Linked DNA regions of Homo sapiens: region 2 is linked to region 1. Evidence: chromatin loops called from intact Hi-C (ENCODE). Cell type or tissue: MCF 10A. All regions are shown on one strand. Links, peaks and the distances in the headings refer to the core of each region. The heading gives the core; the rest is flanking DNA. Region 1 has its middle 28 kb from the start of SIM1. Region 2 overlaps ASCC3 (activating signal cointegrator 1 complex subunit 3).

What was found. Peaks named below come from ENCODE experiments on the same cell type or tissue, not always from the same donor. Only the 100,000 strongest peaks of a DNase experiment are listed, where the experiment ranks them.
Region 2: it touches region 1 in a loop (5-fold over the local background); 15 of 110 quality-filtered maps call a loop at or near these places.

What each region holds. Positions count from the first base shown.
Region 1 is chr6:100,489,623-100,496,779 of GRCh38, forward strand. No RefSeq gene overlaps it. Among named protein-coding and RNA genes, the nearest start is that of SIM1, 28 kb to the left of the region's middle. In MCF 10A, for the core only: no CTCF peak of the experiment used is centred there; a DNase peak (open chromatin) is centred at 3,779.
Region 2 is chr6:100,661,329-100,668,485 of GRCh38, forward strand. ASCC3 (activating signal cointegrator 1 complex subunit 3) reads right to left here. Exons shown (of 42, transcript NM_006828.4): 15 at 1,017-1,208; 16 at 478-702. Among named protein-coding and RNA genes, the nearest start is that of SIM1, 200 kb to the left of the region's middle. In MCF 10A, for the core only: a CTCF peak has its summit at 3,147 (motif pointing left); no DNase peak of the experiment used is centred there.

The sequences.
Region 1 (7,157 bases), core at 1,371-6,370:
TTGAGGGGGTGGTTGCCCTCCACTGAGCCATGCAGATCCATACATGCTTTCAGCATCATGGCAGGTGCAGCCACGAGGTACAGGCAGGACGAGGGAAGAGCAGGGAATGAACATTCAGTCAGCCTGAGGAGATGCCTGTGGGCTGACACTTGAGGATAAGCAAGAGGTCCACTGCCACAAAGGGGTGGAAGGTCTGCCAAGCACAGAGACTAACTGAGCCGGGCCTATAGGTGCAGGAAGCATGAGAGGACTAAGAGCAGGGAGGCAAAATACAAGGCACTGAATGAGGCAAGAGCTGCAGGCACTGAGTCTTTGCAGGATTCACCAAGAGCCTCTGAAACACAGAAGTTACAGGGAAGGATTGATTGCATTAGTTTCCCACGGTTTCCATTAAAAACTATCAAAAATTGAATGGCTTAGAACAACAGAAATGCATTGTGCTACAGTTCCAAGGGTTAGAAGTCTAAAATCAAGTTGTCAGTAGGGGGACCATACTCCCTTGAAACCTGAAAGACAGGGGTTCCAAAGCCCCAGGACACAAACCAGTAGTGGTCCCTGGCCTGTTAGGAACAAGGCTGCACAGCAGGAGGTGAGCTGCAGGTGACCAAGTGAAGCTTCATCTGTGTTTACAGCTGCTCCCCATTGCTCGTGTTACCATCTGAGCTCCGCCTCCTGTCAGATTAATGGTGGCATTAGATTCTCATAGGAGCATGAACCCTATTGTGAACTGTGCTTGCCAGGGATCTAGGTTGCACACTTTTTATGAGAATCTAATGCCTGATGATCTGTCACTGTCTCCCATCACCCCAAGACAGGGCTGTCTAGTTGCAGGAAAACAAGCACAGGGCTCCCACTGAATCTACATTATGGTGAGTTGTATAATTTATTTTATTATATATTACACTGTAATAATAATAGAAATAAAGTGCACAATAAATGTAATGCACTTGAATCATCCTGAAACCATTCCCCTCCCAGTCCGTGGAACAATTGCCTTCCAAGAAACTGGTCCCTTGTGCCAAATGGTTGGGGACTGCTGTTGTAGGGGAAGGATATTCCTTTGCCTTTTCTGGCTTCTTGTAGCCCCACATGCTCCTTGTCTCATGGCAGCATAACTCCAATCTCGGCCTTCTTGTTCTAGTGGCATCCTCTCTGTGTCTCTTCACATCATCTGCCTTCTATGTGTGTCTGTCCACACCTCCCCTTTTGATAAGGACAGCAGTCATGTTGGATTAAGGCCCATCCTAATGACCCCTTTTTAACTGTGGAAGGCACTGTAAAGACCCTATTTCCAAATAAGTTCACATTCTGAGGTCCTGGGAATTAGAACTTCAACATATATTTGGGGGGAACACAATTCAACCCAGAACAGGGGTGAAAGGAGAGAAATCACCTTGAGATTTTTTTTTTTTTTTGAGATGGAGACTTACACTGTTGCCTGGGCTGGAGTACAGTGTTGCAATCTCGGCTCACCGCAACCTCCGCCTACTGGGTTCAAGTGATTCTCTTGCCTCAGCCTCCGGAGTAGCTGGGATTACAGGCGCCCACCACCATGCCTAGCTAATTTTTTGTATTTTTAGTAGAGACGGGGTTTCACTATGTTAGCCAGGCTGATCTCAAACTCCCGAGCTCATTATCCACCCGCCTCGGCCTCCCAAAGTGCTGGGATTACAGGTGTGAGCCACCACGCCTGGCTGAGATTTTTTAAGTAGAAAATGCACAAAAATAAAACCCCTTTCCCGGAAATATTCAGTTTTTCTCCCTAAAGCACAATACTGAATCTGACTTTGTTTTAATCATCCTTTTATACGGAGCCAGCCCTGGTGACCATCCACTCAGGTTAAAGTCATAGAAGACTTGAGGGCTTTGGGCACAACTGTGACATCTCCATACCCTGCAAACCCTTCAGAGAACCTGTGTCTCCTCTGAGGAGGGTGTTTTCACATGTGTGAACAAGAAATAACCCCCTTTTCCCCAAAGCTGTCCTTGGCAGGAAATTAAAGCTTTCTCCTTAACTCTCCACGGACCTCTCAGATGTACAGCTAGTGAAGCAGCTTGTAAAGGAAACAGTAAGTGCTATGTTTTGGTTTTGTTATGTTTGTTTGAGGCATATTATGATTTTGAGTGTTTTTTTTTAAATCAAACATTTTCAAACAACTATTTTTAATGGAAAAAACTGTGTAAGCATAAGGTTAAAAAAAAATCAAATGGTGCAAAACATTAAACATTAAGTCTCTCCCTGCAGTCCCTTCCTCAGAAGCCACTGCTCATAAATTCCTCTGATAGCCTTCCAGAATTATTCTATGGAGAGCATTGAGTTCTTTAGACAATGCACATTTAGTAACGAATGTGTTGTTAAATGAATAGCAGTCTGGGGCGGAGGCTGTAAAATATTCTCCAGCAGGGTCTGTTAGACGTCAGGGACTGGGTTTTACCGCTGAACTCATTGCCTGAAAAATACCTTTAATTTCCTAGATTCTGTGCTTACTTTGCTCTCTTTCATATCAGCTTTCCCGCCACAGGAAGGCATTTGTCTGCCTAATGACCTGCAAGCAGGAAGGATATTCGGTAACCTCATTTTGTTCTGTTGACCTTCGCCGGAGACACCTCAACTGATCCTTTTAAAAGAAGATGGGACAATGAGCATAATGGGTGCTCAAGAAAACTTTCAGTTCATTTTTCTCTGTCAGTTGATTGTCTATTTTAATCCTTAAGCCTGTAAGTTTAAATTTGTATTTGTTCCACAGTCATCTTTCAAACACTTCTGATACACAAGGCTGTGTGCTATGCAGGTGAGGAGACAAAGTAAACTCGTGTCCTGAGAGAGGCTCTGCTGTGGGGGCAGGCTCGGGGGGAGGCCGCAGTGTGCAAGACCGAGGTGGAAGCTGCACAGGACCAAAGGGCCAGGGAGACTGCCTATGGCCGATCTTTGTTGCCTCTTCTGCTCAGAAGCATCTGGATAATACAATTTTGGTTGCAGATTTTGCTTAGTATGTATTTCTTCTATTGATGCACATGAGTTGTGGTATATATTGTGAGAGAGATATGGATTGCTTCTAAAAAGGATTCAAATAATGAAGGAATGTTATACGTGATCTTTTTGATTTTTCTTGAATAAATCTTAGGTTGTGGTGAAGTGGTTACTGCGGTGCTTTGACAAGCCTGACATCCCTTTAAATAGATCACCCATTCGGGTGTGCATCAAAATGACAGTCATTCAAAGTCCTTCATCGTGGGGGTGTTGCTGTATTTGCATCTCTCATCAAAGCTGTCTTTTCTTTATTTAGCACTTTTATGTTTCAACGGGGGTGGTAGTGGTGTTGGGGGTGCTTCGCTTCTATGGCTATAGCTAAAACTGGGAGGTCATCATTTGCTAGTTTCTCTTTTCCTATCAATATGTGATAGGAAATATAAAAACATCAAGAAATATGTTTAATACAAATAACTGAGCCTGCTAAAGTGATACCATTTTACCAAATACACTTTATGGGAGGAATAATATTTAATATCAGCTTCAAAAGTCTGTAAATCAAAAATAAAAGAGAATCTTTTAAGACCTTTGTCACATCATGAAGCATGCAGGCACGCTTGTTAATTCATGATGACATTTTAACCAGTCCTGTTTTGCCAGGAGAGATCATGACAGGGCATGTTCCCATTTCTTAGGAGGTTTACAACTTCAACTTCACCCCTGTAGTCCAAAGAGAGTAACAGGCATCTCAGGAGCCCCACTGTATAGCCGCGGGGCAGAGCCGGCCATTTCCTGGCTCAGGAGGGCAGTGTGAGGAGGGGCTCTGCATCTTGACTTTTCTTCATGTGACTACTAGAGAATGCACCTGTGAGAAGTCTCCTACTGAGTCACAAAAGAAACATCTATTGGGAAATTCTGCAGTACTTCTCATCTTAGAACAGCAGAGAAGGAAAAGCACGCTAACTAGGTCAACTTTTTTCAAATCAGGGCTAATTATGAGAAACTGCTACCTGTGTGCCTCAGCTTTGGATTGGAATATGCTTCAATGGTCACCTTTATTCTACAGTTCCAATATCACCTACATAGATCAGTTTTTGTGGAGAAATCCAGGGCTTCACCTTGGTAGATTAAATATTGACTTAAAAATGTAAACATGTCATACTAGTGTAGACAAATCATAAATTCCTCGTGTCTAATTTATTTTGATTACTGAAGAATCTGAACTTGCATATTGGTTGGCTTTGTGATTTTTATGAAATTAGAAATGATTAGCTGAGAAGTGAGAAAAATATTTGTTGCAGGAATTTTACTTGTAGTAGCATATATTGGAAACAAATATAAAAGCTCATGAACTTAAAAATGAGTGAATAAACTATGATATATTCATACATGTAGTTAAACTACAGCTTCATGTATCAACATTGATAAATCTCAACAACCATATTCAGTGAAAAAAGTTTACAAAATTCTAGACTCTGCCATACTAGTTGTCTATTGCAGTGTAACAAAATACTTCCAAATGTATCAGCTTAAAAGAATACATATTTATTTCATCATAGTTTCTGTGGGTCAAGGCTCCAGGAGTGGTTGAGCTGGTTCCTTCTGGCTCAGGATCTCTCATGAGGCTGCTTACAGGCTATCTTCCATGGCTATTTGCAGGCCTCAGTGGGTCTACTTCCATGTATACTTATGTGGGTCTTTCCCCAGGGCTGCCCCATGACAAAGTGGGACATAGCAGCTGGCTTCTCTTGTAAGTGATCAACCAAGAGAGAGCAAGACAGAGAATACCCAAATGGAAATTAGTCTTCTTATCACCTACATTTGGAAGTGACATCCCATTATGTATTCTAGTCATTAGAGGTGAATCTCTTAAGTCCAGCAGACACTCAAGGGGAAGGGATTGCCCACAGGTGTGAGCACAAGGAGGCATGGATCAATGGGCGCCATCTTGGAGGCTGCCCACCACAACTGCTGTGTACTACTTTTGGATATACGGTATGTGAGAATAGTATAAAAACACAGAACAAAATTATGTGGTAATATCAGTAATAGTTTAAAACATGTACACAAAAGATAATAATTCAGAATAAGGACTAGCTCTGGAATGGAAGAAGAGAACAGCATTGGAAAAGGGTACATCAGGACACCAACTATACATCTAATGTTTTATTTCTCTTTATTAATTAAGTGTGGAAAATGTTATAATTCAATAAATTTGGGAGACAATAGAGGGATGTCCGTTTTGTTAATTTCTCATTTTAAATAGGTTTGAAATATTTCATCATAAAAAATAATGAGCAAATTACAGATAATTAAAACCTTTTTATGCTATTTCCTTTGGGCTTGAAAGGTTGGGTTCAAGTGTTTGGCAAACAGATGTCGGAAATGAGGGAGAAAGAAGACTTGGCTCTTTGGTTTCCAGTTTTGCTTGGGTTTCACTTTACTGGGGGCTTGGGTGTCACAAAGTGACTGCTACTCAACCAATCAATAACATTTTAGCATTGTCTTAGGCTGAGTGTCAGGGATGCTAATTCACCCTCATACTATGAGAAGACCTGACTCTCACCTAATTTGCGGGTGTGGGTTCTGGCAGAAAAAGGAGTAGCAAAGGATGCACGAATGAAAATTAGTTGCTCCACCCCATTTAATAAAATATCTAGAAACAATGATTTCCAGATTGAGCATTTAATAGGTTATTGAAGTATGTTTTCAATGGGATAAACTGGTGAAATGATTTGGTAAGCTTTCTGCTTAGAAAGTTTGCTTTTGCTTATATAGAACTCTGACTCCATAGTGTATTATCCTGAACTTTTAAATAAACCTGTGGGTGATGTATTAGTCTGTTCTCACACTGATATAAAGACGTACCCGAGACTGGTTAATTTATAAAGGAAAGAAGCTTAATTGACTCACAGTTCCACATGGCTGGGGAGGCTTCAAAAAACAATCATGGCGGAAGGTGAAGGGGAAGCAAGGACCTTCTTCACATGGTGACCAGAAAGAGAAGTGCAAGCAAAGGAAATGCCAGATGCTTATAAAACCATTAGATCTCGTGAGAACTCACTCACTATCATGAGAACAGCATGGGGGAAACTGCCTTCATGATCCAATCACCTCCCTCCCTTGACATATGGGGATTATAGGTCCCTCCTTCCACACTTCCACATGTGGGGATCACAATCTGAGATGAGATTTGGGTGGGGACACACAGCCAAACCATATCAGGTGCCATTTGTTTTTCTTGTAATTTATCATCTTTGATTCAAAGCAGTTGATTTTTTTTTTAGTGCACATTTTGTGTTAGGGTAAAAAATGTATATAACATAAAATTTACCATTTTAACCATTTTATACTATATAGTTTAGTGGTATTAAGTGCCTTCATATTCCTGTGCAGCTACCACTACCATTTCCTGAACTCTTTTCATCTTGAAAAACTGAAACTCTTTACCCTTTAAACAATAACTCCCTATTTTCCTTCCTCCCTGGCCCTGGCACCACCATTTTACTTTCTGTCTCTGTAAATCTGACTACTCATATATATGAGGTAATTTATATCAGTGGAATCAAAGCATATTTATCTTCTTGTGACTGGCTTCTTTCATTTAGCATAATATCCTCAAGTTGCATCCACATCATATCATATGGCAGAATGATATTTCATTGTATGTATGTACCACATTTGATTATTCATTCATCCTTTGACAGACACTTGGGTTGCTTCTAAGGTTTGGGTATTGTGAACAATGCTGCTATGAACATGAGTATACAAATATCTCTTCAAGACCCTGCTTTCAATTTTTCCGGAATTGCTGGATCTTATGGTAATCCTGTTTTTATTTTCTTGAAGAACTGTCATACTGTTTTCCACAGTGGTTGTACCACTTTACTTTCCTACCAACAGTGGATAAGGGTTCTAATTTCTCCACATTCTCACCAACACTGGTTATTTTTTGTTTGTTTATTTTATTATTTTTTGGTTAGCCATCCTAGTGAGTGTGAAGTGGTATCTCATTGTGGTTTTGATTCTCAATTCTCTAATGATTAGTGGTGTTAAGCATCTTGTCATATGCTTATTGGCCATTTGTGTATCTTCTTTGGAAAAATGTCTATTTAAGACCTTTGTCACTTTGAGAATCAGGTTATTTTATTGTAGAGTTTTAGGAGTATTCTGGATGTTATCTCTT
Region 2 (7,157 bases), core at 1,046-6,045, 170 kb after region 1:
ACACACACACACACACACACACACACACACAAAACAAATGATCATAATCTAGCTCAATCACATTGTGTATAACAAAGTTAATCAACTGACCTAATAGAGCTAAAAGAGTTTTATAAATTTCATTAAACCTTTAGTAAAAATTTCATTTAAAACTTTGCAAAAGTGCCATACAAATATTAATTATTATTGCTATTTCTGTTTCCATATTTTCTATAGTCTTTGTTAGATTTCTGGTCTCTAGGAAAGCCTCATAGTTTAAAAGTATGGTCTTTTAACAATAGATTTTTATCAGTTATCATTCTATAATCCTCTGAATTAATCAACAATAATGCCATTCACCCTGTTTTGTCTTATAACTTATATGGCATAGGCTGTAATCCTAAACACTACAAAACAGCAACCAACTCAATCTTCATCTTTCTTGGTCATTCTTAAGGCTGATGATTCTATTCCAAACTTTTACTCATTAGATCTTACCTCTGCATTTAGGTTATCTGCAAGGCTTTCCAGAAACTGACTCTCAATTGGGTTTCGTTGAGTGAGCAAAGTGAGGTAATGGCTGAGTTTATCATGCGTTGTTATAATTATTCCTTCCCCAAATTTGTCAAATTGTGGTCGTCCAGCTCGACCAAATATCTGCATGACATCTAAAATTCCAAGGTCAACAAAGGAGCCTCTTTTTGCAGCATATATTTGTGTTCCCTAGATGAGGAAAAGTTAACAAAAATTTACATAAACACACACAAATATAATCCTGATGAACTGAATACTGAAATTAGGCAAATATGGCAAGATCTCAAAAGTGTACTTTAACTAATCCTTTCATCATCTGTGATAGAGTAAAATTTTCACAATATAAACTAGATTCTTATTGGAGAAAATAATTCTGACCTTTTATAAATAACATTCAAAGTCAAGGAAACAGCCAAATCACAATATTTTTCTATGTAAGTCAACCCAGAGCCTTGCTTTAAGACACACACAAAATCCATTTATCAAGGAAGGTAAGCTCTTACCTTAATAATAACAGCATGGGCGGGAAGATTGACACCCCAGGCTAACGTAGCTGTACACACTAGGACTTTGATATGCCCATTAGAAAACAAGTTTTCAACTAAATTTCTGTCCTGCCGAAGCATTCCTGCATGATGAATACTAAAACCATCTGGGAATAATTCTCGTACTTGCTTATTTCTCGACCTTTGTACCTAGATACCAAGAAAGCGTAAGAGTATTATTTAGCATTTAAAAGCAATTGTTTTTAGCATTTCTGTTGTATGAGTTCATCAAAGAAATCAGAAAATTATTTTTAAGCATCTTAAGGTATTACTAGGTCTTAGTATATAATGCTTTATATAAAATCATAAAAAATAATGTTACCTATCTTAAAAAATAGGTAATACCAAAATATATCACAAAATTCAAAAGGAAAGAGGTGAAAAGCAAGTGTCTCTTTCATCCAGATGTCCCTTTTTGCAATCAATCAGTATTACCTGTTTCTTAGCCTTCAAAATATACACTATTCAAAATAAAACTAAATCTCAGTGGCTTCTCAACTCCTTAAGAGTAAAGGCCAGAGTCATTACAATGCAAGACTATGGAAATCAATCTCATCCCCTTACCTCATCCACACTAGCCACAATGGCTGGCTTTTCTGAGTATATTTTCCAACAAGTCCATATCTGCTTCAGAGCCTTTACACTTTTACTTCAGACCCACTGCCTTTGAGGACTTCTCCCTTCTTATTGAGATCCCCATGATGCTTCCCCTATGATATTCCTCATTGCGATAAGTCAATAAACCCAGCTTTGTTCACCTACAGCTGTGTTCTTGGTGATCTTTGATAGCAAAGCATTGACCATCTGTTTTAGCTCCTCAACTATAGATGTGCATTGAGTATAGAGGAGTCCTTCCTTATCTGTAGTTTTGCTTTCTGTGGTTTCCATTACCTGAGGTCAACTGTGGTCCAAAAATATTAAGTAGAATATTCCAGAAATAAACAAATCATGTTTTAAGTTACATGCTCTTCTGAGTAGCATGATGAAATCTCACACTGTCCTATTCCATCCAGCCCAGAAAATGAATCGTCCCTTTGTCCAGCATATATAAGCTGTAGACATTTCTCACCCATTAGTCACTTAGTAGTAGGCTTGGTTATCAGATTGACTGTTTAAGTATCACAGTGTTTGCAAGTCACCCTTATTTTACTTAATAATGGCCCTGAAGCACAACATTAGTGATGCTGGCAACTTGAATTTGCCAGAGAGAAGCCATAAAGTGTTTCCTTTATGTGAAAAGGTGAAAGTTTTCAACTTAAGGGAATAAAAACGAAATTGTATGCTGAGGTTGCTAAAATCGATGGTAAGAGCAACAAATCTTCTAGTTGTGAAATTACAAAGAAGAAAACAGAAATTTGTGTTAGTTTTGCTGTTGCACCTCAAATTGCAAGTTACAGCTACAGTGTGATACATAGTTAAGATGAAAAAGGCTTTAAATTTGTGGGTGGAAGACACGAAAACAAAAACGCACTTAATTGACACCAATCAAGTTAGTTCACTAGTATCTGTGGTTTCATATCTTGGAAATATACCCCATGGATAAGGGGGGACTACTGTAATAATGTTACTTCTGGTTCTGTTCTTTGGCCTAATCTGAGCCCAGAGGTGAGATTTAGTATACTTATATGTCACCTGTGTAAGTGCTGTAGCAGAAGGTCTTAAAAGACTCACTGAAGATTCACTATACAATAGGCAGAATTTTTAAGAAAAATTAAAGACCTTAGATTAACATTTAAAGAAATGTTTATATAGTTAAAGCTTCTGTTTGGCCATCACATCATGTGTTTATTTGCTATTGGTCTCAAAATCTCATTATCAATTCATGAGCTTCTTTTTGAACAGTTTTTTCCCTACACTTTTTACTTAAGGGCTGGATAATGGCAGGGAGTAAGATTTCAGGGGACTGGGGTTCCATTCTAGACTTTGCCATACTGATTATCTCTCAGGTCACTTAAAATTTTAAACTTCTAAGTTAATAATATTTAACTAATAAAATTATCTAAGAAAATAGTATTCCATGAAATCTGCTTCAATTATAAAACCAAAAGTAATGCATTAACAAACCACACCATCTAGTGGCCAACCAAGTAAATAACAACTTACACATTTTGAGCCTCTTAAGGGTCCAAAACAAAATACATATATAAACATAACAAAAGAGGAGAGCTTCTTAAAGTTTCAAGGGGGGTGTATTCTTACTTTATTCTTATGCAGTGCAGTCAGCCTGTTAGAAATTATTTTATACATATACTTTAGGACTAATTACACTTGGATCTCATTGCCTCAGCTTTCATCTTTTCAGACAAGCAATATTGTTACTGTAATCTTAAAGCAGCTCTTATGAATATGGAAAAAAGTCCAATTGTGGTGTATTTGCTAAGAGCTCCTTCAGAGGCTAAAGGTAGGGAGAGGAGAAACATTTCACTTACTTCATTTCTTTTCTAATATTCAAGAGTGGATATTCAAAGCCAACAGAGGAAACTAAAACTATTGGTTGAAGGTGATATTCAAATCATATTGCTGGATTGCTGTTTGGTTTTAGGTTAAGTCTGCTTTCTGTGGGCTCCCTGCATTGAAATGTTCTGCTGTCCTTCTTACAAATAGATTCCTTAGTCAAACCCCATTTGAGGGAAGACATGGCTAGGACTGCTGTGGCACCAATGACACAGTAAGAAGTTAAACAAGGGAAGTATGTATCTGTGATAGAGATGTTTCTTATAAAGTAGCAGGTGGATCTTGGAGTACTGACATAGTACCTCCCACTTGATCACATGGGTTTCACATTCAACCAGCATCAGTGGCCAGTTTCACATTCAACCAGCGTCAGTGGCCACCAACTTGGTATATCTCTCTGGTCTCTGTGAGGAACTAGGAGGAGGTAGGAGTCACTTCTATTTCTATTCTTGCATACTCTGTGCATTTTTTTTATTGGTTCATTACAGACTTGAAGTGACAACAATCAAAGTAAGTCTGGGTTTTTTATTCTTAACTATCTTTGAATCTGAATTTTCCATCTGTGGTCTGCCTTAGCTCACAACAAAAATGAACTGGAATCTGGCCGGGCACAGTGGGTCATGCCTGTAATCCTAGCACTTTGGAAGGGTGAGGCAGGCAGATCACGAGGTCAGGAGATGAAGACCATCCTGGCTAACATGGTGAAACTCCGTCTCTACTAACAAAAACAAACAAACAAACAAAAAAAAAATAGCCGGGCATGGTGGCATGTGCCTGTAGTCCCAGTTACTCGGGAGGCTGAGGCAAGAGAATCACTTGAACCCAGGAGGTGGAGGCTGCAGTGAGCCGAGATCACATCACTGAACTCCAGCCTGGGCGACAGAGTGAGACTCTGTCTCAAAAAACAAAAAAAAAAGAAGAAAAAAAAATGAACTGGAATCCCTGGAGATGAGGCCCAGGGATGTTCCTCATGTGATTTTAAAAATCATCATAAAGCAAAACTATTTTTCCACTTTTAGTGTACACATCTAAGAATTTTAAGACATATTTGTGTTAGATTTGTGTAGCTACCATCATAATCAAGAGGAGTTTCTCCACCTTAAAAAAACCCCCTCATGCTATTTCTTTATAGTTAAACTCTTCGCAACTACTACCACTGTACTAATCTGTACTCCAACCCTATAGTTTTGTCTCTCCAAGACCACTATATAAATTGAGTCAGAAAGCTTATAAACTTTTGAAATTAGTTTCTGTCACCCAGATTAATGGCTTTGAGATTCATCTAAGTTGTTGCATATATCAATATCTCATTCCTTTTTATTGCTGAGTAGTATTCCACGGTACTACAGATGGGCACATTACAGTCTGTTAATCGGACCTCTCACTGAAGGACATGGGGGTTGTTTCCAGTTTTCACAATTATAAACAGAACATTTATAAACATTCATGTACACTTTTTTGTATATATTAATATGATTTCATTCCTCCAAAGTAAATACCAGGCATGAATCTTACGGGTCACATGGTTAATGTATGTTTACTTTTATAAAAATGCCAAAGCATTTCTGGAGAATTTTAACATTTTGCATTTGCATCAGCATTGTATAACAGTTCCAGTTGCTTCCCATACTTGCCAGCTTCCCATACATTATATAATTATTATTTTTTATTTTAGCAATTGTAACAGGTGTGTGGTAGTATCTTACCATGGTTTTAACATAAGTTTCCTTAACAGTTAATGATGTTAAACATCTTCCATGTTCTTGGATGTGCATATCTAATCAGCTCCTCAAGTGATTCTACTGCACACAAAAGTATAAGGAGCGAGTTTTTTACAGAAGGATATTTGCAATGATGTTTTTATCCACCTGTGTTATAATACAGCTGTACAATTTGACCTCATGAGACTATTTAGTGCTAAGCAACCTCGTATTTGTTATTGTACTAAATTATTTACATTCCTAAGAAGAGTACCTCCTAACAAATTTATGAAACATGATAGTCACTAACAGACAAAAAAAAAGCACTGTAAAGAATCAAAGAGAAGATCAATAAGAAACATGTATTTATCATATATTAGATCCTAGGAATTCAAAGAAATTTAAGACAAAATCTGAGCTTTGGATAATTTGCAGACTGGTAAGGAAGACAGACTCATATACAAGTGATTTCTATTAAATATAATGTGTTTATGATAGAGGTACAGGGACCAAGATGAAACTTTGTTATTTATGACATGATATTGTCATTTATGACAAAATTATGTCTTATTTACATTTGTATCGCTAACATTTGGCAGGGTGCCTTCTTCATACTGATACTACACATTCCCTGAATGAATGAATCAGTGATCTGATAGTTTGATCAAAGAAGTCTTTACAGAAAATGTGAAACGTGAGTCTTGAAGGACAAGGGATAAACTGCTAAATGGGGAAAGGTAGGCAGCAGGATATATAAGTACCTAAGCTGGGAATTATTAAAGAGCACACACAGTGTGTTTGGAGGGCATTCTGTTCAGAGGGTGTGGGGCAAAAATTAAGAAAATTAAGCTAGAAAAAAGGATTGGGGTCAGGCTTTACATTGTCTTGAACATAGGTGGAAAAGGAGCCAATTCAAGTTTTTAAGCAGTATCAGATTTGTTCTTTAGAGAGGTAACTTCACAGTTGTGCTAAGACCAGAGCAGGTATCGGCCACTACAGCAATCTGCAGAAGATGGAGGCAGGGGAAACAGAAATAACCAAACAAAGTCAAGGTTAAAGTTGGCTAGAAAGTAACCAAGACTGGATGACTGTCTAGAAAGGGGGATGAACATGACATAAAAGAAAAGGAGTTAGAATTGTTTCAAGCTAATCCTTATCTTGGTGCACTGAATATACGATAAGGTAAACAGAATGAGGAGAGTCAATGATTGCCTTTAACTTAGGTACTAAGAAGGTCAGGAGTAAATTATGTTTTGCGCATGAGTTTGAAGTGATCCATGGATAAAGACTTGGGCTTTTCTTCTAAATAAATGGAAAGCCACTGAAGATTTCTGAGAAGGAGAGAAATAAGGGAGACCAGTTAGGTAATCATTGGTAGAACCAATGATTTAAAGATTGTGAAATTGAGAAAAAAAATTAACACTCTTACCTTAAAAGAAAAAAATCAAACAAAAATAGACAGTGGCCATTACTGACTAGAGAAGGAGCTGGCAAAATATGTGCCAACTACCTGTTTTTGTACATAAAACTTATTGGAAAACAGCCATATCAATTTGTTACAGATTGTCTAAGGCTGCTTGAGCTACAACAGGAGGGCTGAATGAATAGTTGTGGGAGAGATCATATGTCTACAAGCTTAAAATGTTTACTACCTGGTCTTTAAGTAAAATAATCTGTATAGCTGTACACAAGTACAACAGCACAAGCACAAGACCCAATATCAGCAAAACGAAAATATCACAATTTGAAAGAATATGAAAGAAATATACTACAGTTTAAAAGAATCAGAAAAGAGCACTTTGTAAAATTCAGTGCATTTCACTTAAACTGTTTGGAATGGATGATTTTCTAGGAAAATATTGTTACTAATATTTAACCTAGAAGTGACAGAAAACTCTAAAATGATAAAAATAATGAAAGAAAATTTAAGAGTTAAATTTAACAG